Regions from separate parts of the Homo sapiens genome. Here all the other regions are linked to region 1. A link is a contact called in ENCODE Hi-C or POLR2A ChIA-PET data. All regions are on one chromosome and are shown on one strand. The core of a region is the stretch at or near the end of the contact, and the rest is flanking DNA. Distances in the headings are between cores, read along the strand shown. Region 1 holds the start of AGK (acylglycerol kinase). Region 2 holds the start of PARP12 (poly(ADP-ribose) polymerase family member 12). Region 3 overlaps TBXAS1 (thromboxane A synthase 1). Region 4 has its middle 38 kb from the start of PRSS2.

The links. Hi-C counts contacts between places; a loop is a spot of excess contacts on that map. ChIA-PET counts read pairs that join two places held with the same protein, here RNA polymerase II (POLR2A). Pooled maps may share reads with other maps.
Region 2: a map of CD4-positive, alpha-beta T cell shows a loop between it and region 1 (12-fold over the local background). The contact joins the promoter of PARP12 here to the promoter of AGK in region 1. A Hi-C loop is called at or near these places in 2 of 168 maps with a recorded cell type or tissue (CD4-positive, alpha-beta T cell and naive thymus-derived CD4-positive, alpha-beta T cell), 1 of 37 single-sample maps with no recorded cell type and 10 of 50 pooled maps. POLR2A ChIA-PET finds 5 or more read pairs at or near these places in 1 of 52 experiments (B cell).
Region 3: a loop to region 1 is called in a map with no recorded cell type, with 4 times the contacts of the local background. The contact joins the enhancer-like site here to the promoter of AGK in region 1. A Hi-C loop is called at or near these places in 2 of 37 single-sample maps with no recorded cell type and 4 of 50 pooled maps.
Region 4: a loop to region 1 is called in a map of naive thymus-derived CD4-positive, alpha-beta T cell, with 8 times the contacts of the local background. The contact joins the enhancer-like site here to the promoter of AGK in region 1. A Hi-C loop is called at or near these places in 2 of 168 maps with a recorded cell type or tissue (GM12878 and naive thymus-derived CD4-positive, alpha-beta T cell), 3 of 37 single-sample maps with no recorded cell type and 12 of 50 pooled maps. POLR2A ChIA-PET finds 5 or more read pairs at or near these places in 1 of 52 experiments (activated CD8-positive, alpha-beta T cell).

Annotation. Positions count from the first base shown.
Region 1 is chr7:141,547,271-141,553,280 of GRCh38, reverse strand. It overlaps AGK (acylglycerol kinase), which reads right to left and starts at 1,871. Exons shown (of 16, transcript NM_018238.4): 1 at 1,847-1,871. It overlaps AGK-DT (AGK divergent transcript), which reads left to right and starts at 1,937. Exons shown (of 6, transcript NR_183408.1): 1 at 1,937-2,137. RefSeq lists silencers at 1,627-1,806, 1,987-2,076.
Region 2 is chr7:140,058,840-140,064,742 of GRCh38, reverse strand. PARP12 (poly(ADP-ribose) polymerase family member 12) reads left to right here and starts at 1,792. Exons shown (of 12, transcript NM_022750.4): 1 at 1,792-2,221. The coding sequence starts at 1,896. RefSeq lists an enhancer at 1,645-1,854 and a silencer at 1,865-2,184.
Region 3 is chr7:139,914,712-139,920,328 of GRCh38, reverse strand. The region is part of intron 4 of TBXAS1 (thromboxane A synthase 1); the gene reads right to left. Among named protein-coding and RNA genes, the nearest start is that of TBXAS1, 88 kb to the right of the region's middle. RefSeq lists enhancers at 3,122-3,421, 3,324-4,523, 5,425-5,617. Within about 2 kb of position 3,913, at least 22 of the 41 ENCODE cell types and tissues checked have a DNase peak (open chromatin) inside an H3K27ac peak, as active enhancers do.
Region 4 is chr7:142,806,195-142,811,917 of GRCh38, reverse strand. It overlaps TRB. Among named protein-coding and RNA genes, the nearest start is that of PRSS2, 38 kb to the right of the region's middle. RefSeq lists a cis regulatory region at 2,317-3,208 and an enhancer at 2,330-3,529. Within about 2 kb of position 2,982, at least 10 of the 41 ENCODE cell types and tissues checked have a DNase peak (open chromatin) inside an H3K27ac peak, as active enhancers do; they include GM12878, where a contact is called at or near this core.

The DNA.
Region 1 (6,010 bases), core at 622-3,121:
GGTATTAGGAGATAGAGCCTTCGGGAGATAATTGGGTCATAAGAGTGGCTCCCATGAAAGGGATTAGTGTCCTTATGAGACTAGACACTACAGAGATGGTCTCTCTGCATTGTGAGGATACAGCAAGAAGACAGATCTCTACAAACCGAGGAAGAGAGCTATCACCATGCACTCAACCATGCTGGCACCTTAACTTTGGACTTCCAGCCTCCGGAACTGTGAGAATTAAATTTCTGTTGTTTAAGCCACCCAGTTTTTGCTATTTTTTTTTTACAGTAGCCCAAACTGAGAGTGTACAAAGGCATAAAAGACAGTAAAGTGTGTTGAGAGAAACATACGTAGATAGTTGAGGGGAGAATTAGGTTCATGGCTGAGACTGGAAAAAGGGGGTATGATCTAACAGTAATACGCTGGGGAGAATTTAGCAAGGCCTATTTGTTCTGATTCTTCTCTGTGTACCTGTGTCTTCAAAGATAAGGGCATTCCTTTCCTCGATCCTATACTTACAGGATGAGCACCTCTCACTGAAGGGTCTTATACAGAAGAAGGTCAAACAATTCTTTTATGGCCTGCTTCAGGGGAGAAAAGTGGGAAGACACAAAGTGACTTTCCTGCTTCAGTTGTTTCCTCTAATGCCAACGAGTCATATTTTGCGGCAGTGTGTCCTGAATCTCATCAACAGCGGAGTAAAAATTGGAGTGTCTAGAACAGGGGTTCTCAACCTTTAGTGCAGAACTTGTTAAAAACACAGAATCCTGGGAACTGCCCCTTCCCGCAAGAGTCTCATTTGTTCTGGAATTAAGCTGTCATCTTCACTTGTTAACAAGTACTCCCATGTTGGTTGCAATGGAGGTCACCACTATACCAGACTTTGAGAAACAGTGGTTTAGAGATAAAGGATTGAAGACCAGGTGGGATTAGAAAAGACCTTGAACCCACACTAAGGACTTTGGCTATTATTTTGAAGACAATGAAAAACCTTTAATGGGCTTTAAGCAGGTGAGTGATATAATCATATTTGAACTGTTAAAAGACCACTTTATAGCAGAATGAAAAATGAACTGGAAGAAGCTAAAATTAAAGCTAAAGAGAACCATTAGGAAGTTATTGCCATAATCTGTAGGCTCCTAAAAGAACAAACCAAGATAAAGGATGGATTTGGAAAGCTTTAGAAAGTAGAAATTGGCAGCAGTTGGTGGTCCATTGACTGTAGTAAGTGAGAGAGGAGGAACCAAGCCAGGTTTTTGTGCTTGGGTGACTGGTTGAATAGTGATTTCAGTCATTTAGATTTGAGTGGTAGGTTTGTGGAGAAAAGTAGTGCGGTTTAGGAGATACTGAATTTGACACGCCTGTGGAGTATCCAGGTGGAAATGTTTTTCTTACTAGATAGTGAACCCCTCATGGGCAAGTTCGTCTATCCATCTGCAGCACCAGAACCTAGTAAAGCGCCAGAATGAATGAACCAACCAACCCATCAATGGATCTGATACTATTGGCCCCATTTTGCAAAGGGCTATGCTGAAGCCCAAGGGACGAAGTGAGGGGGGTCCACAAGTTAGCGACAGCTCTGGGACTCGAACCCAGGACAGCTGACTCCCGCCGTGACCACGGGATCCGCGCGAGGCCCTCCCCTGCCGCGCCGGCCAGGCCCGCACCCCCTACCCTCAAGCCGCGCCGCCGCCTGCACCCACGACCCCTGATGCTTGGGTCCCCGCGGCTCTCGGCCCAGCGCGACTCCAGAGGCTCCGCCCAGCGCCCCGGGCCCCCATCCCGACTCCCACCCCGCTCGCGCGCTCAGTCCCAGCGACCCGCACTGCGCTCCCCGCCTGGGCGCCGCTGCACTCACCACGGCTGGTCCAGCTCGCGGCTCTGCCTTTCCTGTGTGCTCCCTCCAGATTCCCCGGCTCGTTCAAGGGAAACCGCTGCCGCCGCCCTCGGGTTCCGCCGCGGGGCTGCGAGCGCGCGCGGGCCAGTTCGGGCCGGGGGCGGGAACCGGCTCGGATGCTCAGGGACGGTGGGGGTGGCAGGGCCCACCGGCTTGAGGCTGCCTTTCCCGGCGTTCCCTCGTTTATTGGCTCACTCTTCCTTTCATCCATCCATCCTTTGCGCAACAATATTTGATGGGAAGCCTGCCAAGGTAACACTGTTTTAGCACCTGGAACTAAGTCGGAAAATAAATTAACTAAATGAACAAGGCCATTGGAGATGGTGCTCCGTGCCACGAAGAAAATGAAACGAGGTGATGGAAGGCAGTGCGGGAAGGGGGAGAACTGTGTGAAATTAGGCGGCCTGCGCTAGGCCTTCTGAGTAAGGGGCCATTGGTCTGAGACCTGGATGTCAAGAAGGAGCAGCTGAAGCAAAGATCCAGGGGAGAGAGCCTGGAGAGGGAAGGGCCCGTGCAAAAGCTGAAAAGCCTGGGGCACTCTGGCGAGTTGCAGGCCAGTGTGGGTGAGACAGAGAGAGCTAAGGAGACAGGCCAAGCGAGGAAGCTGGAGAGGTGGAGACAGGCCACGGCGGCCAGGAGTTTGGACATGACATTAAACAGGGCGAGAAGACATTGCGGGGGTGCAATCAGGGGCTGGTGGGACTGGTTTCCATTTCACACAGCTCTCTGGCCACAGGTGCTTGATTGGATTCTAGAGAACAAGAGAGCAACGGAGAAGCTAGGCCAATGCCAACCTCCAGACAGTTTACATTCTGTACTCGCCCACCAGATTGGTGTGGGGACAAAGCCAGGTCCTTCTTCTTTCCAGCATTCAGTCTGCCAACTTTTTTTTTTTTTTAGACAGGGTCTCACTCTGTGGCTCAGGCGCTAGTGCAGTGGTGCAATCTCAGCTCACTGCAGCCTCTGCTTCCCGGGTTCAAGCAATTCTTGTGCCTCAGCCTCCCGAGTAACTGGGATTACAGGTGTGTGCCACCAGGCCCAGCTAAATTTTTTTGTATTTTTAGTAAAGACGGGGGTTTTGTCACGTTGGCCAGGCTGGTCTCGAACTCCTGACCTCAAGCGATCTGCCCGCCTTGGCCTCCCAAAGTGCTACGATTATAGGCATGAGCCATCGCACCCGGCCAGTCAACCAACATTTGAGTGTGCACTAGGCCCTGCATCAGGCACTGGGGGTATGCTCAGGTACAAGGCCCTTCATGGTTCCTGCCCCATGGAGCTTGCTATCTAGTCTGCACATTTCCTACGTGTAGACATGCATCCTACCTATGTCTCCCTAGGTGAATGCTTCAAAAAAAAAAGGCCGGGGCGGGGACCTTCAATGAGGCTATGGTGCAGTAAACATATTCCTTATGCCAGGGTGCACCAATCCATTGGGCCACACTGTTTAGTAGCAAGAAATTTCTAGCCCTCTCTCCTGAGTCTCCATCTGTAAACTAGGGGACTGAGAACATTACTATTAAAAAAAAACCCTTCTAGCTCTAAAATGTTGTCATAGGGTATGGAAGACCATTATTTTCAGTTCCTCTTTTCCAACTATCTAAAGCGTTTGTGTTTGGAAATAAGCTTCTGAACTGCTCACCTGCAGGCTAGAAAAATCTGAGACTTGATTTTGATGTTCCAAGGGTCAGACTCAGCGTATGCTTTAGGGCTTCAGCATGAAAGTGGTTCCCCAAATAAGAAAAGGTCAGCTTTGATGAAGGATGAAGAAGGATGGAAATATAGGAGATTAAGGGAATCTGAATACACACCTGCAGGCAGATGTGTAGGTTGGAGTTTTGGAGACCTATACCAATTCTACTCTCTTCCAAATACCATTTTACTAGGATGCATTCAGATTCCAGAATAATCAGGCACAAGCTCTAGCCAGCCCTGAATGGGTTCCTGCAGCCCAACAGAAACCTGACACTCTGACTTAGGCAGCCCCAAGAACTTCTGTTAGGCTGGGCGCAGTGGCTCAAGCCTGTAATCCCAGCACTTTGGGAGGCCAAGATGGGTGGATTGCCTAAGGTCAGGAGTTTGAGACCAGCCTGGCCAATATGGTGAAACTGTCTCTACTAAAAGTACAAAAATTAGCCAAGCGTGGTGGCAGGTGTCTGTAATCCCAGCTACATGGGAGGCTGAGACAAGAGAATTGCTTGAACCTGGGAGGCGGAGGTTACAGTGAGCCGATATCGCGCCATTGCGCTCTAGCCTGGGCAAGAAGAGCAAAACTACCTCTCAAAAAACAAAACAAAACAAAACAAAACTCTTAGTCAAGGATTAACACAAGTTCCCTCTCATAGTCAAAGAGAGTCCTGGAGAGCTTCCTTTGCTGATCCGTGTTAAGGATCTACGATGCCAGAGAAGACTCAGGTCTGACACTCTGGCCCTTAGAGGCCTGGAACAGTGCCTCGGGCACAGTCCCTGAGGCTCAATGGCACATTCATGCCACAGAGAGGACCAAAGACAGATCCAAATGCACACAGCCAGAGAGAAGGGCTTGGCTTATGTACTTCCTTTTCCATGTTCTTTGTTCACTATCACTAACAGCTGAGCGAGGTTCCCAAGGAGCTATTTGGAATTTGCCTGGGTCTTCAGCTCTTGCCTGGGATCGTCAGAGAAGAACATTTTGCACTGTCAAGGATAGGGACTTGTGTCTCTTTTCACAACTAACACATTGCCACATATAATACTATACTTTATGCATATTGAAATAAGTGACACATTGAAAGTATGGGCCCCAGTTGCTTACAAAATGAATTTATGTTCCCTTGAGGACGAATGTACTGACTGACATCTAGTAGCTCCCAGGAATGGAAGAGTCTTACAACTCAAGATCTCTAGCATTTTCCAAATATGGTGGCTGACCATCCCAGTAGCTTCTCATTAGTCCAGAACCAATCCTGAGGTAACATTCTCTTGGCTCAGAATCTGTTTGGTTTTGTTTGTCTGTTTTTTGAGACAGAGTTTCGCTCTTGTCACCCAGGCCTGAATGCAATGGCGTGATCTCAGCTCACTGCAACCTCCACCTCCTGGGTTCAACCAATTCTCCTGCCTCAGCCTCCCAAGTAGCTGGGATTACAGGAGCCTACCACCACGCCTGGCTAATTTTTGTATTTTTAGTAGAGATGGGGTTTCACCATGTTGGCCAGGCTGGTGTTGAATTCCTGACCTCAGGTGATCCGCCTGTCTCAGCCTCCCAAAGTGCTGGGATTACAGGCATGAGCCACCGTGCCTGGTCTGGGCTCAGAATCCGTTATTAAGGATGTTACAGGGAAATGACCTTGGCCTAGAAATAGGGTGAGAAGAAACTAAGACAGGAGTGCCATGGTCATTCAACAAGAAAGAGTATTTCACTCTCCAGTCAGATTGCCCCCTACTGTGGAAGAGTGTTCAAGAACATAAGACGAGAGAAAGAATCAAGGTTTAAGGTAGTCTCACATTTCAATTTTTTGCTCATTGACAAGATATATAGAGATATATAATTTTTTATATGTGTATAAAAAATTCTCATACTTGCAACCTCCCTCTCAGTTGTGTACATCAACTACATACAGCTAGAACAGCAATGATGGCATGCTGAATTGCTGTCAATTGATTACCTAGAAAGTGGGCACTGTGTGACTCTCACCTCTCAGTTATCCCCTCCCTGCCTTTACCACCTCCCTGAAGCCCCTGAAGTTGGTCAGCTTCACTCAACCTGGTGGTATAATAAAATCCATTGCAGGGGTAGGATTTGGAGTGGTTGGTGAACCCACCACTCTAGAGTCTGAAGCTTACAGGTGTAAAACAAAAAGGAAGGAAGGAAGACTGGTGGAATAAATAAACCAAAGGTAAGTGGAGCCCCCTTCACCATTCTTAGCTTCTTTCGTAACTGTTATGTTGTATCATTAAAGTGTATTGTACATTTTATCTCCTTACCTAACATCCATTGCCCCTTTCTTCTTTCCTAACAGGAATTAAATTTTGTTCAGACATCCACTCTTCACCTTCCCAGCCCCTGTTTGCCTGTAACTACAAAGCAGGTGACTAGATAACCCCATCCCCTTTGCCAAGGGTTAGTTTACAGTCACTTTAGGTAATCAC
Region 2 (5,903 bases), core at 543-3,042, 1.5 Mb after region 1:
AACAAAAACAAAATTAACATTTTATACAATGAAAACATTAAAATCACAATTAAAATCCAAGAGAAAACCCTTCATTCAATTTCCTAATTAAATAAATTCATTTTCATTTGTCCATGTTACTATCTAGTCTTTATCCATACACTTATTATTTACATTTTTGTAGTAATAGTACAGGTAATTTTTTTTTTTTTTTTAAAGATGGAGTCTCACTCTGTCGCCCAGGCTGGAGTGCAGTGTCATGATCTCCGCTCACTGCAATCTCTGCCTCCCGGATTCAAGCGATTCTCCTGCCTGTCTCCCGAGTAGCTGGGATTACTGGCGCCCGTTACCACGCCCGGCTAATTTTTACGTTTTTAGCAGAGACGGGGTTTCACCACGTTGGCCAGGCTGGTCTCAAACTACTGACCTCAAGTGATCCGCCCGCCTTGACCTCCCAAAGTGCTGGGATTACAGGCGTGAGCCACTGTGCCTGGCCTATAGTTAAGATTTTTATATTCATTTTTAGTGAATGTTATACCGTATACCGTAAGTACTCTCCCCCCACAATCCTTCTGCCTCTCATCTTCCCTTTTCCATTTTCCTAATACCTCCTACTGCCTCCTCTCAACTACCCTTGTGTGTTTCTTCATCTTTCTCCGTGCTTATTCAAAAATATCCTGCCACACACACACACACAGGCTTCTCTTTTTGTTATTCAGACATTTAAAAAAATTAATTCTTGATCATTCAACTTGATTATTTAGACATTTCTGTACAGCCATCTTTTCTCGTTTACCACCACATCATGGCTGTCTGCCCCTCTACATCCGCACACGGAGCTCTAACGCATGCTTGTTAAACAGCCTTCGTAATAGTCTTTAAAGATCAACCACACTGTTCCCACGTAACCCTACCTCCCAGGTAGGGTTCCCCCAGTAACACTTTCACACATAACTTATTTACTGTTCCTTTTACTTCTGGAAGATTCCGAGAGGAAAGATTGCTGGGTCAAAGGTCACACGCGTTTTCAATTTTAATAGCTATTCCTGGATTACCTCCTCAAAGGGCTCTAACAACTCGCATTGCTCTCAGCGTGTGAGAGGGTCCTTTGCTCTGAAGGGTCTTCTAAAATATTTGTTCAATCGTTACTTAGCAGGGGCTGGGAGTAACGGATTTTATTTTATTTTATTTTATTTTTTGAGACGGAGTCTCGCTCTGTCGCCCAGGCTGGAGTGCAGTCGCGCAATCTCGGCTCACGGATTTGCTCTTTTAAAGGACATACCCTTTTATGTTTAAATGAAGGAACTCATTGATGCACCGAGGCGAAAGGAACCTTTAATTAAGTGCGTCTTCTATGCGGAGTGATCGCTTTTGTCACTTGTTCGAGGGGTGAGAGCTCCCGTCAGTTGTCCCTGTTTCTGTGAGCCGTCTACGAAGCCCGGGCTTGGCCTGGGCGACGCTGAGCGGCTTTAACCGGCGGCGTCCAGCCGGCTCCGCCAGCGCTGCCGCCGCCCTCGAGGCTCCCTCTGACTGAAGGCGCGCTGAGCATCGCGGCATTAGGGGCTCCTGGTCCCTCAAACATCCAGGGAAGCCATTTTCAGGGACTAGGTACTGACCCCCGCGAGCCGCCACAGCCACAGCCCGCGCTCCGGGCCGAACGCCCGAGCTCAAGAGCTCCCGAGCTTCCGTCGGGCGGCGGCCTCACAGCTGGGGGCCCTGAGGCGGAAGGCGCAGCCGCTCAGCTGCGGACCGGGGGCGTGGCGAGGGCGCACAGGTTCTGTTTTTCGCCGGCCCGGGGCCGCTTTCGGTTTCGTTTCCCGCCGGCGTCTCCACCCTGCGAGAGCCGCCCGCCAGCCAGCGTCCGCCGCCGTCCGCGTCGCGCCACCCGCGGTCCGACGGGAGCAGGCCCAGCGGCCATGGCCCAGGCCGGCGTCGTCGGTGAGGTCACCCAGGTGCTGTGCGCGGCCGGGGGCGCCCTGGAGTTGCCCGAGCTGCGGCGCCGCTTGCGGATGGGCTTGAGCGCCGACGCGCTGGAGCGGCTGCTGCGGCAGCGTGGGCGCTTCGTGGTGGCGGTGCGGGCGGGCGGCGCAGCCGCGGCCCCGGAGCGCGTGGTGCTGGCCGCCTCGCCGCTGCGCCTGTGTCGCGCGCACCAGGGCTCCAAGCCGGGCTGCGTGGGGCTCTGCGCGCAGCTCCACCTCTGCAGGTTCATGGTCTACGGCGCCTGCAAGTTCCTGAGAGCCGGGTAAGGCGCCGCGCCGGGAGCGACGGCGGGCGGAGGTCCTGCGCGCCCTCACGCACTTCCAGCCCGCTTGGGGGTCCTACTTGAAGTTTGAGCAGACAATTCGGTGGCTCTGCCCTGACCTCGCACCGTCATTCACTAAAGCGAGCGTTTAATGAGCACCTGCGGAGTACCTGGCACAGTGCGAGGGACTCAGGGTCGAGTGGGGTCCTCTAGACGCCTGGGGGGAGAGAGTGATTTACATAGAGCATGGTAGTGCCGGGTGGAACACCCGGGTGTGGCCGTGTGGGGTGGGGAGGGAGGGAGGCGGCGGCTTAGGGGAACTCCACGACGCCGCGGGTCGCCCCTTGCCAGCTTTGAGGCCAGACAATGAAGGTTTTCTCTGCCCAGCAGCTGGTAGAGATCTTTAAACCCAGTTCAACCCTATTAATCTGCTTACAAACTGGAAAATGCAGACTCCCTGCCATCGCCCACAAGGTCCTGGGGCACTGGTCCCTGCCCACCCAGGACCCTTCTGTGACTGGAACACCCCCCCCCCCCCGGGCATTTCTGGGAGCCTGGGCATTTCTGGGAGTCTTTGCTCTGCCTGGAATGCCCTTCTTGCTCTTGGTTGGCCCTATTTGTTAATCCTTCAGGCCTCAACCTAAAGATCACATCCCATTTGAGGATTTTTCCTCCCCTTACTCTTGGTCACAGGGAACTGTTTATTTTCCTCATGGCACCCAGCTGCCAGTAGAATAGAAACTCCCTGAGGGCAGAGGCTCCAGCTGTCTCCCCAGCACTTAGCGTCCATGTTCTGTGCATAGCATGTGGCCAGTGGGATGTGTGGAAGGGATTGCTGAGGTTTATGCTAAAGAATTTGGGCCTCACCCTGGAGGTGATGGGGCGGGTAAAATGGCAGGAGAGAGCAACCATCAGGTTTGCGTTTTAGGAAGTCTAAGGTAGTGGTGTGGGTGCCAATTTAAGGGAGGATGTTGTGGGGGAACCACTGGGAAGCTAGTCATCAAGGAGAATTCCTTCCTCCCCTGCTCCCTCCTTTCTTGCTTGCTCCCTGTTTTGTGTGTGTGTGTGTATGTTTGTCTTAATAGAGTAGATATTTCTTGCTCATGTCAGGCCCAGTAGTGAGCATGGGGTGGGGGCCTTGATCCATACAGTCATTCAGGGATGCAGGCTGACTGACCTCCGCTCTGTGCCCCTCAGCACATGGCTCTTGAGGCCAGCCTAGGTTATCAAGTTCGAGGGGGCTGATCGAAAAGAGGGATGCATGGGAGGTTTTTGTGGGCCAGGTCTAGAAGTGGTGGATTTCCTTTCACCCACATCCCATTGACCAGAAGCTGTCTCGTGACCCTGTCTAGATGCAGGGTGACTGGGAAATGCCTCTAGGAAGCAGCTGTCTGGAAGTATCTAGATTAGAGCTTTCCAAGGGCTATGTGTGTGAGAAATTTGGGATAGCTGGTGACGGTGTGATGAGAGGATATGTGAGAGGTGACGACTCTTCAGTCTCTGTTCCTGCGGTGGCCTGGGTGTTGTTCACTGAGAGAGCAAGAGAGGGTTTTAGTTTGGAAGCATGCCCAGGAGGCAGCTGTTCAGGTCAGAAGCTTGGGAGGAAGGCCAGGGCCCCAATGCGCTGGGCTGGTTTGGGAGATATTGGGCGGTGTATGTTGTAGTTGCAGCCCCAGGAGTGGATCAGATCTGAGGTAGCGTCTGAGGCCTGAAAAGAGGCTGAGGGTGGAACTCTGGGGAAATCAGCCTTCAGGGATGAGGCAGTCCAGGGGAGAGCAGGGAACAACAGCCCACGAGGAGGAAGGCACACAGCAAATGGTGGCTGGATAGAGCCACTCATGGGGGTAACTGGTAGATCTGTTTCATGTTCATATTTGGTAAAATAAAGATGGCAGCCCTGTTCTTAAGCTAGTTCCCAAAATGTGGGGTCAGGTCTGACTTGTCTCGGAAATCTGTAGTGTGATATTTACTGGCTCAGATGACCTTGAGTTTTCTTCTTTCTTCAGTTTTCTCTTTTCCTTGTGGTTTACACAGGTGAGTTTCTTGAACCTTCCATTTCTGACTCACTTTAGGGAGAGTGGGTGTGGTTGGCTGCACTTTTCTGCTTCCCCTGTGACTCTGCTTGTCTTCCTGAACCGCAGGGTCAGTTCTTTTAGAAATAGCTCATCAGTCCTGCTGCAGAGCTGGTACGGAGTCCTGGGTGCCTGACTCTTAGTCCTCTACTCAGGAGGCATTGAGCCTGGTGGTCTAGGGCACAGTCCCAAGATCCAGCCCACCTTGTTTCAACCTGGGCTCTGCTCCTTGCTAGCTGATGGCTTCGGGCAAGTGACTTTACCTCCAGGTCTCAGTTCCCTCATCTGCAAAGTGGAGTTAATGATATTACTACCCTCACAGGCTGGTTGAGGACTGAATGATTAACTCATAAAACATTTTGGCAATCCCCGATATTTGGCAGTTGCTCAATAAATTTTAGTAGTCATTATCATTGTTACCATCAGTCATCGTTACACTTATTAGATATATTTGGCTCTGGCAGCACCAAATTATTTGCCCCTCTTCTGGAATGTTCTTCCTTTCTCTTGCTGTCTCCTCCTCACCCTTTAAGTATTCCACTCAGGCTTTATGCCATCCAGCATGCTCCCCTGATTTCTTCCCCAGTTCTCTCCCAGCCCTGACTGGCTCAGGTGCCCTTCCGCTCTGCGCTGACAGATTCTGACAACAGCTGACGTTGCACTTTCCACTCCGTATCAGAGTCTCCTCTATGTCTGTCACCTCCGCTAGATGAGGGAAAGAGAGCAGGCAAGGATGGCTTCAGGGTTTTTGGTCTGTGCAGTGGGAGAGGGAAGTTGCCTTTTACTGAGCTGGGGGATTCTGTAAAAGGTGCAGGTTTGGGGTGGATCAGGGTTTGGCATTCTCCTGAGATGTGGCATAGGAGGCATGGCAGTGCCAGAGTCAAACAAATGCTGTTGGCCTGACTCTTCTGGGTCCTGGTGACTCAGGCAGTCATTTAAAGGTTTATCTTTGGGTTCTCAGGGCATGGTGCCAATGTCTGGCTCACCCTGGTGCTTATCAGACGCTTGTGGATGGAAAGAATGGAGGAAGAGAGCAAAAAAAAAAAAGCTAGGTTCAGGGCTCTGTGTGTGTGTGTGTGTGTGTGTGTATACACGCCTGCACGCATGCACATATGTAACCTATAATGATAAGATGCCATGCTCATTGATTCAGCCTGTGGCTAACTGCTTACCGACTGACTGCTGTGCAGCAACTCCTCTTTGTCATTCTCATCAAATGCTTGTTCAGAGGCGCTGTCCTGGGCCTTAGACCTTGCAAGGCCCCATCTCCTCCTTGGTAAATACACATTGGATTTTTTGTTGTTGTCATGTAGACATGCTGGTTTTTCTTTTTTTCTTTCTTTTTTTTTTTTTTGAGACAGAGTCTCGCTCCTGTTGCCCAGGCTGGAGTGCAATGGCGCAATCTTGGCTCACCACGGCCTCCGCCTCCTGGGTTCAAGCGATTGTCCTGCCTCAGCCTCCTGAGTAGCTGGGATTACAGGCATGCACCACCTCGCCCGGCTAATTTTGTATTTTTAGTAGATACAGGTTTTCTTCATGTTGGCCAGGCTAGTCTCGAACTCCCGACCTCAAGTGATCCATCCACCCTGGCCTCCTAGAGTCCTGGGATT
Region 3 (5,617 bases), core at 2,664-5,163, 1.6 Mb after region 1:
AAGAGAGGAAAGTGTGGTTTAACTTTGCCCCTTCTGCCCCTCTTCAAAGGCTAGATTAGTGCTGGCAGCCAGAGGGGGACAGAAAACCCAGCAGAGGGACCCCTCGTTGTCTTTACTTGCTCTGCTTCAAATAGCCATGCCTTGGGCATTTAGGAAGATGTGGATGAACCCCACACAGAATGTGTCAAGACCACAGTCTCTGACCCTCCCTGGCCATCCCACAGCAGGAGCTGAATGGCTGCTAGCTTCAATGATCTTGAGCTGGGTTTGCTGCACTTTATGTTTAGGGCTGTACAAGCTCTGCTCTGAATGGTGTCTGTGATTATGCTGTGAATAATGATGGAGCAACTACTGTGTGCCAGGTGCTGTACTGGGACTGGAACTATCAAGACAAAGAATGGAGGGTGGGAGTGGGGTGGCCTATATCACCAATACTTGTCCATCTTACAGCAAACACAGTACTTTTCATATTATTTCATCAACTCTTGGGTCATTCTCCAGCAATTAGGAAACACTGCCCTGAGGAGCAGGTTATTGAAGAAAACCAACACCTCGGCATTCCATGGGTGCATGAAGACAGCAGCCACTTACTGAAGGTTTCTCATGCACCAGCCCAGTGATTCTCGACTGGCCTGGTAAAGCCACACAAGAACCACTGGCTCCTTCCAGAGTGTTGCAAATGCATGGAATGCATTTCTGCTGTAACCGGGTTCATGTATTATCGGGAGAAAGGGATGAAAGGCATGATAGAATATGAAGCTATAGCCACAAATGTTTTCTTGTGTTCTGGAACATGCAAGAAATGGACTCAAGATCTAGATGATCTCTGGGATGACTTGACAGATGATCAACAGTTCTGAAACAGCCACACAAGGCTGAGAGGCCAGCTGAACAGAGCGAGGTGCTTCTAAGGACTCCAAGAGATAGTGTTATACCTCAGTGGTTGTAATGTGAGTACAGAGAGCCAACTTGTTTATGCCAACTAGTCTGCAAAAATATTAATATCAAAAAGAGGACCACGGTCACAAAGACTAGGTACCACTGTTACAAACGTTGTTTCTAATTCTCACACAACCAGGCACAGATGAGGACAGCCATCGTGCAACTTGTCCCCTTCCCACCTGGAGACGTGAAAGACCTGGCACTGTCCCCTCATTATATTATAATCAACTGAGACTCAAGAATTCTGTCACTTGTATAACCCCAAATTCTATACTTGAGGCCATTGTCAATTTATATCTATTGCTATCTGGCTGTACAAAGATTTGAACCAAATAGGGCTTATATTTTGGTGGTTTGAAATAGTAAAGGTGTCCCTTTTACTAAAAATAGAGTATAAAAAAATTAAAATGTAAAAAAAAAATACCAAAAATGAAAACAGTAGTGGTCTTACTCTTCTACATGTCAGTTTTCATTCATTCCCTCTGCTGGTAGAAGGTGGCCATAGATTTGACATCATCTTCGCTCTCTCTGTGGGAGAGTGTGACTGGCCTGAGAGAATGGCCTCCGGGTGAGGTTGTGAGATGTGTCCACAGCTCGAGGGGTCAGCTCAGGGGCATGTGGTGGCTAAAAACAAATTTGGGCTCTATCTGCCTAGTCAGCTTCAGCTGCTGGAAAGGGGCCTCTTCTAATTATGGCAGTCCTGCCTGACGGAGTTCCAGCATTTTATCCACTGGGGAGGAGGAGGAAGCCAGGCGCTTGGAACTGTGCTTCTATCAGCCCCAAAGCTGACAGTGAGGGCCCCTCCTGAGCGGGGAAGGGAATCTGGGGGCTTGTTAACTCTTATCTTTGCAGGAAACTCTCCAACAGATCTCAGCAGAGTTTCTGGCCAGAAGCAGTGTTCAAGAAGGACAAGGGTGTTCCTGATATTGCACTTGACATGCTTGGCTGCGAGAATAAATTTTCCTGAGGGGGCCTAAGAGGGGCTTGTTCCTTGTACCTGAAGCTCCAAGTGGCTCTATGGGACGCTGGTGGGACTCCGTGGCTCCCTGTGGCTGCCAACGGTCACGTGAACTGGGCACCAAACAGACCTTAGGGATTAGCTAGTCTAATGTATTTTACACAGGAGGAAATTGAGAATCAGGAGGTTAAAGGATTGTCTGAAGGCCACACAACTAATAAGAGGTAGCAAATCTGGAATCTGATTTCATTTCTTTAAACTAAAATCAAAGACATTTCACCATACTACTGAGCTATGGCTTAGAAGAGGGAAAATGGGAAGAAGAAAGGGAATGTCATAAGAAGGAGATTGGGGCGGAGAAAGACAGGGAGGATCAGGACTTAGTCACTTGATTTCCATGGAATGTTCTGGAATATATCCATTGAGAGATAAGAATTGATTTTATGGTTTATTTCTCTATTCTCATGCCTAAATTGTAGATATTAATCTCCTGGTTTACACACTTATTTCTACTTCTGCCACGACAAAAGTTAGGGAAATATGGCATAAATATCAGAGCAAGCTTTTACTAATTTCTTTTTGTTAAAAAAATATATAAAGATAGCTTCCTGCTGAACCAAGAGTCTAGTAAGACACAAAAATATGAAATCATTTTCAACAAGGTCTTGAAATTTTAGAAAAATCTCTGCAAGGCAGAGAGAAGTACATTTGAGCATTGAGAATCAACACCACTTAACACTATTCCTGTGTTCCCAAGGCATCACAAGACACTCAGTACTTTTAAAGATGTTAGAATTAAAACTTAGCTACCATGTTGGAAACGAAGCTCAGTGTGTTGTACTGATTAAATGTAATGCCATGGATCTGGCTTTTCTAGGACTTAGCCATGTCCAGACATTAGAAAAGCAGGTGAAATGGGAGACCTGCAGGGGACAGGCATCCCATTGCGACTGTCACCTGGGAATTCCAATGGGGCAGCCCATCCTGCAACAGGAAGCTTCCAGTTCAGATTGGAGGGTTTCCTATGCACAGCAAAGACCTTTCGCCATACCACTGGGCTATGGCTTAGAAGAGGGGGAAATTAAAAGAAGAAAGTGGGTGTTATAAGAAGAAGATTGCGGCAGAGAAGGAGACGGAGGTCACATAAAACAAAGAGGCCTCAAAATAGAGACGGGGGCAGGCAAATGAGGTTGCACACCTGTGTTTCTGGTTTCACTGCCCTCTGTAGTCTGTTTGTGCTTTCAGGAAGAACTTCTCCCTTGCTCAGAGCTGTAGACCCGTAATGTGAGTTGACCTTTCTCAAGAAATGCACAGCTAAAAAAAGTTGGCAAGGTTTGACTGAAGCCATGAGAGCTTCCCTAGGTCATGCATGGCAACCACTCTCACAAGTAAAATCTTGATGCACATGTTTGAACATCTGAGTGTCTTCATTTACTCAATGTTTGATTTAAGAGAAAGAGAACCAGGAACTCCAGGTGAACAGTTTTCAAAAACTGTCAGTGGTTACAGGTGTAGGAATGAGTTCAAGGGGGGCGGTTTTATGGCAAGTCTGCCAAGGGCCCCTCTCTCCTCAATGGATGCCAGCAGGCGGGTCCCTGTGGCCCCCGCACAAGGGCGTCTGACTCACCTGTAGCCCTGAATTGAGCTTTCCTTGCCAATTAGCTCTGCAATGAGCCAACATACTCTTTTCTTCCTTCGATAGGAGGCTGCTGCAGATACAGAGGACAGGAAGGTTTCCAGTGACTAATTTGCCTATAACTTTAGTCATCTTCACCAATGCCAAGGAGTTTGTGGTTTCACAGTGACTCATCCTGCAATGTTCACAGCTGTGTGGAGAGCGAGTGAAGCAGCCCCTGAGAGGCTGAACCTGGGGCAGCCAGGGTGCCGGGTATTGATGGTTCGGGATAAAACCACCCACCACGTCCATCACATGGCTTTGGACGTGACTCTTGTGTGTCAGTGGTGTGGCTCGACCTGTGCCTGGAGAGGTGACCTCTGTGTTGCTCATGAGGACCTGAGAGATGGCACTCCATACTGCCACTCCAGACCAGAACCCACATCTCCAAAGCACTAGGCTTAGTGTTTTGACACATCCCTGACATGCCTATCTGACCAGACCAAGCTAACATGGGCCAAAGACTGGCTTACCTCTTATCACCCTTCCCACAGCTCCCTAACTCTAGGCCTTGATAGGAGGCCAAGAACAAGAAGTTCTGCCTCTGGTTGTGACCATTTCTGCTGAGTCATGTGGACTCAGCTCCATTTTCCACAGATATTTAAAAAAGAGCTGCCCTATGGTTTCATTAGGTACCGTACCTGACAGCAAAGAAGAGCTCATTGAAAATATCTAAATAGAAACATCCGAGTCCTGATGTACCAGGACGACTGAGCTTCTATAAGTGCCAAGAAGATTGATTTGGGTTTAATGATAAGCTGTGGTTGCACCATCATGGAGCAGTTTCAGGAAGCACTGAGGACATTGATAGAGACCTACAAGGTCCACGTGGAAAATGAGCAAGATGAAGCAGAGACATTGCACAGACTCCAGAGGCCCAAAAACTGTGAATGGGAAAGCATGACATTAAGAACTGCCGCTCCGGATCCAACCCACAGTCTGCTCCAGCCAGTGTTCTGGAGTTTGGAAAAGAATATTTCACAGGATGATATTTGAATTCACACATTTGTTCAATGTTGTTGTATGTCAGGGAGCTCCCTGTTGCATCACCCCCACCTCCAGTGAATATGCTCTATGGATCCCTCATGGGATGCTTACGGCTCATGTCAAATTTCAGAGCTAAATCCAGCTTCCCAAATCAGGGCCCTTCTCCACCAGGCTGTCCAGGGACAAAACTCAACGTAACTCAAGCCTGAATTTGTGAGCAGACATGGGCTCTCCCTGTTGGAGAATGAGAGCATGCATTATTTAAATTCCTTTTCACTTAATTTATCAAACTAATATGCCGAGGTATTTTCTGTATCACAAGGGACCGTTTGGTAGCAGCCTGCATGGAGTAAGCATTTAATGTTTACCGAGTGAATGTATAATAAAGCTGAATTGCTGAACGCTTAAGTAAACATGGCCTATTAGAGGGAAGGCAACGTGGTGTCAGTAAGGAGAAATCACGTCTCACTAATCTCCTTGAGTTCTTTGAGCAGATAAATAAGCATATGGATAAGAGGGAACCACAGAACCCAATTTAATTTGACTTTCAAAAACCTGTGAGAAAATCCCACTTTAAAGACTGTTTTTTAAAAAATTGAGTCACTAAGGGTTGTTTTACCATCGATATGGAATTGGCTTAAAGACCATAAACAAAGCTACACATAAGTGGATGCATTCCCAGATGGAAAACTATAAACACTGGGATTTCCTGGAGATCTTATCTATGATGGGTCTTTTTACGTGTTTGTGAATGACCGAGACGAAGAAGACTATATTGCAACTCCAGGTTCAAGTAATACCTCATTCTTCTGGGAGGAATGTCAAGTTGATGGAAATTCCATTCAGTTGGAACAAGAATATATTGGATGCTGAAGAGTCAATATGTGTTTATGTCATGGGGTTTAAAAAAAATACAAGATACAGTTCTTGGCCTTAAAGAGCTAATAATCAAGCTAGAGTGAAAGCCATATCCTCCTTCACTGTAAATACTGGAAGGCACAAGGGGATCAACTGTGACAACGAGTGACACACATGGTGAGCGCTGCCAGAGTTCA
Region 4 (5,723 bases), core at 1,733-4,232, 1.3 Mb before region 1:
GGAGGCTGAGGCAGGAGGATCACCTGAGGTCAGGAGTTTGAGACCAGCCTGGCCAATATGGTGAAACCTGTCTCTACTAAAAGTACAAAAATTAACCGGGCGTGGTGGCAGGCGTCTGTAATACTAGCTACTTGGGAGGCTGAGGCAAGAGAATCACTTGAACCTGGGAGGTGGAGGTTGCAGTGAGCCAAGATCATGCCACTGCACTCTAGCCTGGGTGACAGAGCGAGACTCTGTCTCAAAAAAAAAAAAAATAAAAATAAGCTTGCACTTAGAAATTTTGGTGATGTTTGAGGTTTTAAAAAATGTCCTGTTGTACTATCTTGTAGCCCTTCCTTTGTAGCAAAGACAGACAGATGGTGATCCAAGAGATACGCAAGAAGAGGACCGTGTGTGTAATGGTTGAGCTCTAAAAAAGAGAAATCACTTGGATGGAAATGAAGGAGAGGAAAAGGCTGATGTGGATGGCTGGGAAGAGGTTCGATGGTTACCTTGGCAACTGAGCTTCCTTCCTCATCCCCATCCCTCCCTAGTCCTTGTTCTTAAAAAGATTTTCTTTCTAATGTCCCTTCCCCTCCACAAGGGGGCACAAGATGTCTTAAAATACTCCATTCCGGGCATCATTTAACCTAGATCAATCCAGACACGTGCATATTTCTAGTATCATTTAATCTGAAGTGGAAAATCTGAGATGTAGACACAGAGTGATCAAGAACATATGGAATAATGCCCAGGGGTCCCTACTGAACTTTAAGGATCACCTATGTATTAAGCAGCTATTATTTGCTGGACACAGTGAGTCATTTTGAGGATTAAAAAGAAAAATAAAATGTACTCGAGATGGTGTTGGGCACAGTCATAGCATGATTTAGTCAAAGCACTTGATTTTTGTAGTCTAAAAATTTGCTAGTTGTTATGAACTTGACCTAGTTATTTAATTTTACTAAGTTTCAAGTTTTTCCCCACCTATAAAACTTGCCTCATTGAATTGTTATGTGTATTAAATGAGATGGTGTTTATAAAGCCCTATTACAAGCTCTAATTTTCAACAGGTATTATTTTCCGCTCCTTAAGCTTACAAGATTATTTTCATTACAACTTACCCAAGAGGAAGACTTAGTTAAAAAATTTCAAATCATAAACTACAAGTATGTAATAAATATTAATATTTAAAATGCTAAACATGCTTGGATGGCAAAACCATGAAACTTGAACCCTATGCTGTGCCTATTCAGATGCTGATTCTGTAGGGGCTTTATACAGCTTCAGAATCCTCATTAATAGAGAAATGTCTCAGGCAATCACCACTAGTCAAGTAGAATTAGTAGAGACTTGAGGCAGATTTTTCCTTCCTGTAATATACTGCAAAAATTCTGGAAAACTTCACAAAGGACATAAAATTGTAGCTAAGTTTAGCTCTTTAGGAGGCTAATAGTTATATAAGCAAAATGACATTGCAAGCAGGAGAGTCAGTTTGTGTAGAAATGTGCAGGTCTATGTGAATATTGTAAGTTTTAGAGAATCTGAAGAAAAAAAGTCCTGATCATTGCACAGAGCATCCTAGAGACAGGTGAGCATTGAAGGAGAGGCTTGAAAGCCACCTAAATTCAGCAGAACAAATTAACATCCTCCATGTTATCTGCTCTTATTCATGCAAGACTGTTCATTCCCATAACTGTTTCCATACCATCTAGGACTCAGAAATCCACAGTCATTATAATTCCAGGGGACAAAGGAAAGCAGTTTAGGATGACCGATCCTGTTCAGACATGCTGTCTCTTGCCAATAATTCATCAAACTCACTTGCCCCTTTAATCAGATGAGGCTGTCTCTTTTCTAGGAGAGCTTCCAGGATTTGCATCTGATTTTGCAGATGTGCAGGATGACTATTTCCATATATCTCCTTCCCTGGCCAGTTGCACATGGAAGATTCAGGGCCACATGCTGGTGGCCAGAGGCACTCTCCCCAAGATGCTTCTCATAGATCTCAGCCACCCATGGGACTTATAAGGAGATACCCTTGTGCCTCTAAATAGATCTCAGCCACCCATGGGACTTATAGGGAGTCACCCTGGGGCCTCTGGACAGCTTGAGTAAGATGAAGAATGCCCGGGGTTGGGAAGCTGGTAATACTAAAATTAGGCGACTTCTTATTTTTGCCCAGGATTCAGTGGTTTGGGATAAGAATGCTACAATCCCTTGAGCTCCTGCAGAGCAGGCTTGACCTATTATATACCTGGTAATTTCCCACTACTTACTTTGGGGGTTTCTGCCTCTCTAGTTTTTCATTCTGTCTTGCATTATGTTCTTCTAAGATGTGTTAGAAAATATTCATCACACAGACCTTACAGGCTTTAGCAACTACAGGAAAAAACTACGAGGAGCCAGTCAATGCAGTGCACAAACACTGGCTCAGACATCCAGGGACTGTCCGTTTTGCAGTCTGTTGGTTATCTAGGGCTACCTCTCCTGTGACTCATCAGCACCTCTCATTACATGAGTGGAAGGAAGTGGGAGGATACATGTGGAGGGAGGTGGAAGGGAGTTTGGGGGGCAGGTGGGAAGAGAGAGTTGCCTGAGTGATGTGGGACCAGAAGGGATCCCAACTGGGTCAGAGCAGTTATTGCAGCTGTTTTTCATTCTCCACTATCTTCATGGTGCCCACTGTGGCCTTTGATCTTGTGCATAACCTCCAGCAGGTGTAAAGATGTGTTGGGGGAGGGGAGGCCTGCACATGGATCTGGGATACCTAGATTCCCCTCTAGAGACCCTGCCCCTCCCCTCTGAAGTTCTATTTCTACTGCCAGGATGCTAACCAGGGGCCCAGGTAGAAAGAGCAGCATAGGAGGGGGTTGGGTGCCGGATGCGGTGAGTGTGGTTCTCATGATGCTCTGAAGGTGGGTGGGTGGAGGGAGCAACTTTCACAGGCACCCCAGATGCAGGACCCAGTAAATGTCAAACCACATCCTGTTGTGACTGTAAGAGATGGAGCTAGGGCAGGTGGCTGCTGTGGCTTGGTGCTGATGTGACTCAGAGATAAACAGCCCGGCAGCCAGCACTGGGCTCAGAACCCCCATTCCTACCCCAGTTGTCAGCTATTACCTAAAAGACCCCGATTTACATCTCATTACTTCCCACCTTTTGATTCAGGGCCACTCTCCTTTTTAACACAATTTTCTTGTCATTCATGGCCCTAGACCTTTTTGATGGAGGAGGGCCAGGGAACAGGTGTCAGGGCTCCAGTTGACTCTTGCTAACTGTGGGACTCCAGTGCCAGTGCTGTCCTCTTCCACCATCAGACTGTCTGAGACTATGTCACAGATATGTATGATTTGAGGCCAGGAAGAGCTTAGCTTCTCTGAGTTCCCATTCTCTTGGTACTTCAGAGACTGCAGGCTTTGAATCAGAGAATCTGAAGAGCAGAGTTTGAAGATTCTTAGAGATCACTTTACCCAATGTCCTCATATCACAGAGGAGGACATATAAGCCCAGAGAATAAAAATGAGTTGTTCAGAGCCATGCAGCTGGGGCCAGAGGAGGACCAGAAGCTAATTCTCTGTGTTTTAGCAGCTCCTGGACTTCAGACAAGGCTTGGGGAATGTGGGGTCTCTGTTGAGCTGTGATCTTGCTATGAATTTCATGAATCACTCTTATAGTAATGAATCAGGCAAGATGATCATATCTGAGATGGCATGAGGATAGAAGGATAAATATAATGAATCACAAAATTAGAATCCTGCAGAATCTTAATAGGTTGGAGAGATAAGCTGAATAAACATGATAAACATTCTCTCTCTCCCTCCTCCCCCACCAAACAGAGAAAACCATCTATATGAACACAGGAAGGGGAATATGTGAAAGAAGGATATGTGAAAAAACACCCAGGGGGTGAGTCAAAGTGAGCTCTGTGAGTCAACGGGATGGTGAGCGTACAAAAAGTAGATAAATTGTCCTAATGGAACCAACTAACGTATAAGATGTTGAGAAAGAGGAGGCAAAGTTCCCCCTTTACTCTTTGTAGGTCAGAACCCACCTGGTGCTGGGTCAGGTCCTGTACAACACATTTTTTAAAAGATAGAGGGATAAAAACAAACTTTAATGTTTTCAGAAGGGAGTGATTGGGCTATGGAAAGTAGGACGTGCTCAAAACTGTGCCCTATAATAACAAAATTGAGAAAACTGAAAATGTTTTGCCTGAAAAAAATCTTCAGGTTGGTAGTAGTTATAATAACACCTAATACTTACTGATATTGTTCTAAAAGCTTTACATGTTGTGTGGGTTAAATGAGATAAAACGATCTTATGAAGTTGGGCTTGTAATTGAGCTCATTTTACAGCAAGGAAAACTGAGTCTCAGAGGTGATCACTTGCCCAGGGTCACATAGTTGATAAATGACAGAACTAAGGCTTAAACCCAGGTCTCTGCATTACAACATCTTCTTTGCTACGATAATGTTTTCATCCATCCACTACATGCTTTTTTTCCATTCCAAAAACTCAAGTTTTAAAGTTTCTAATGATTCTGTCTCGCATAGATTTATGGGTTCTTGCCAGAATATGGGCACTCTGTTGCATGTAGACACCTGAGAGGGCTTTTGGGGGGACTATAGGGTCCCAGAGATAAGTGAATAGCAACTGTAGGTTGGCAAAAAGGAGCTGAGAATTAGCTTTACATGTTGTGTGGATTAAATGCTCATATTCACAGAGGGCAGTTGAGATCAGTTGCAGAGCAAGCTGATAAAAATCCTTTGGAAATAGTCACAGGTGTAGGCTCATTTTCAGATCCTTTTTGCTGACCTACAGAAGCCATTCACTCATTTTTGGGGCCCCATATTCCCCAAGAAGCCCTCTCAGGAGTCCACCAGCAGCAGAGATAAAGACTATGGATAGAGATGGGAGAGAAAGGCATGTAGTTGAGTCTATAGGAGAGGGGGATGGCGAATAGAAAATATCATGTCTGTTGGAGGGAGATGATTCATAAGTTCTGCCACAATAAAAAAAATAAAAGGACAGGCAGAGATGTAGGGATGTTAAGGAACCCAGGAACTTCAAATTCACAAACACAGACAGCAAGAAAAGGAAGGCTTCCAGATAGGAGGAAAGAACATTCAACCCTAGAATAAGGCAGGGAATATGTTGTGTTTGAGTCTAGGTGGGTTGGGTAGTCTTAGGTTATGGGGTCCCAAGCCTCAGAAATCAGCTTTTTGGGAGCCATGGGAGTTTGCCACAAGCAATGGAAATGAACTGTGATTAAAACTGTTGGCCATGCTTCATGCCATTCTATACTATGAGTCTTCTTATATAGCATAGGGGAGTTTCTAGGACATGGTAAAAGTGAACCTGGTGATGAGTCTGAGATGTCAGTAGAGAAGCAGAAAATGGATTCACTCATGGGTCCATGGCAAAGCTGAGTTCACCTCTGGGTTTTAGCCATTCCCGTGATCTCCACCAGCATCTCCCAACACCCCTAAATGAAAATATGGCTAGACATCTTTGCTCAGTGTTACCTGAGGAAGAAGCAAAAACTCATTTTTGTTTTCACTATGCAGCTTCAACAGAGGTCTCAAAGCACCAATATTCCATTCCCACATTCATTTATAACCAGAGAAACCTCACAAAGATTCTCCTATATAGGACATTTGGGGCTGTGTGTCACACAGACTGTTAGGGGCTGATATCAGTCTATCTCCACCCCTCCTTTCTGGGCCACTACAGAAGAAAAA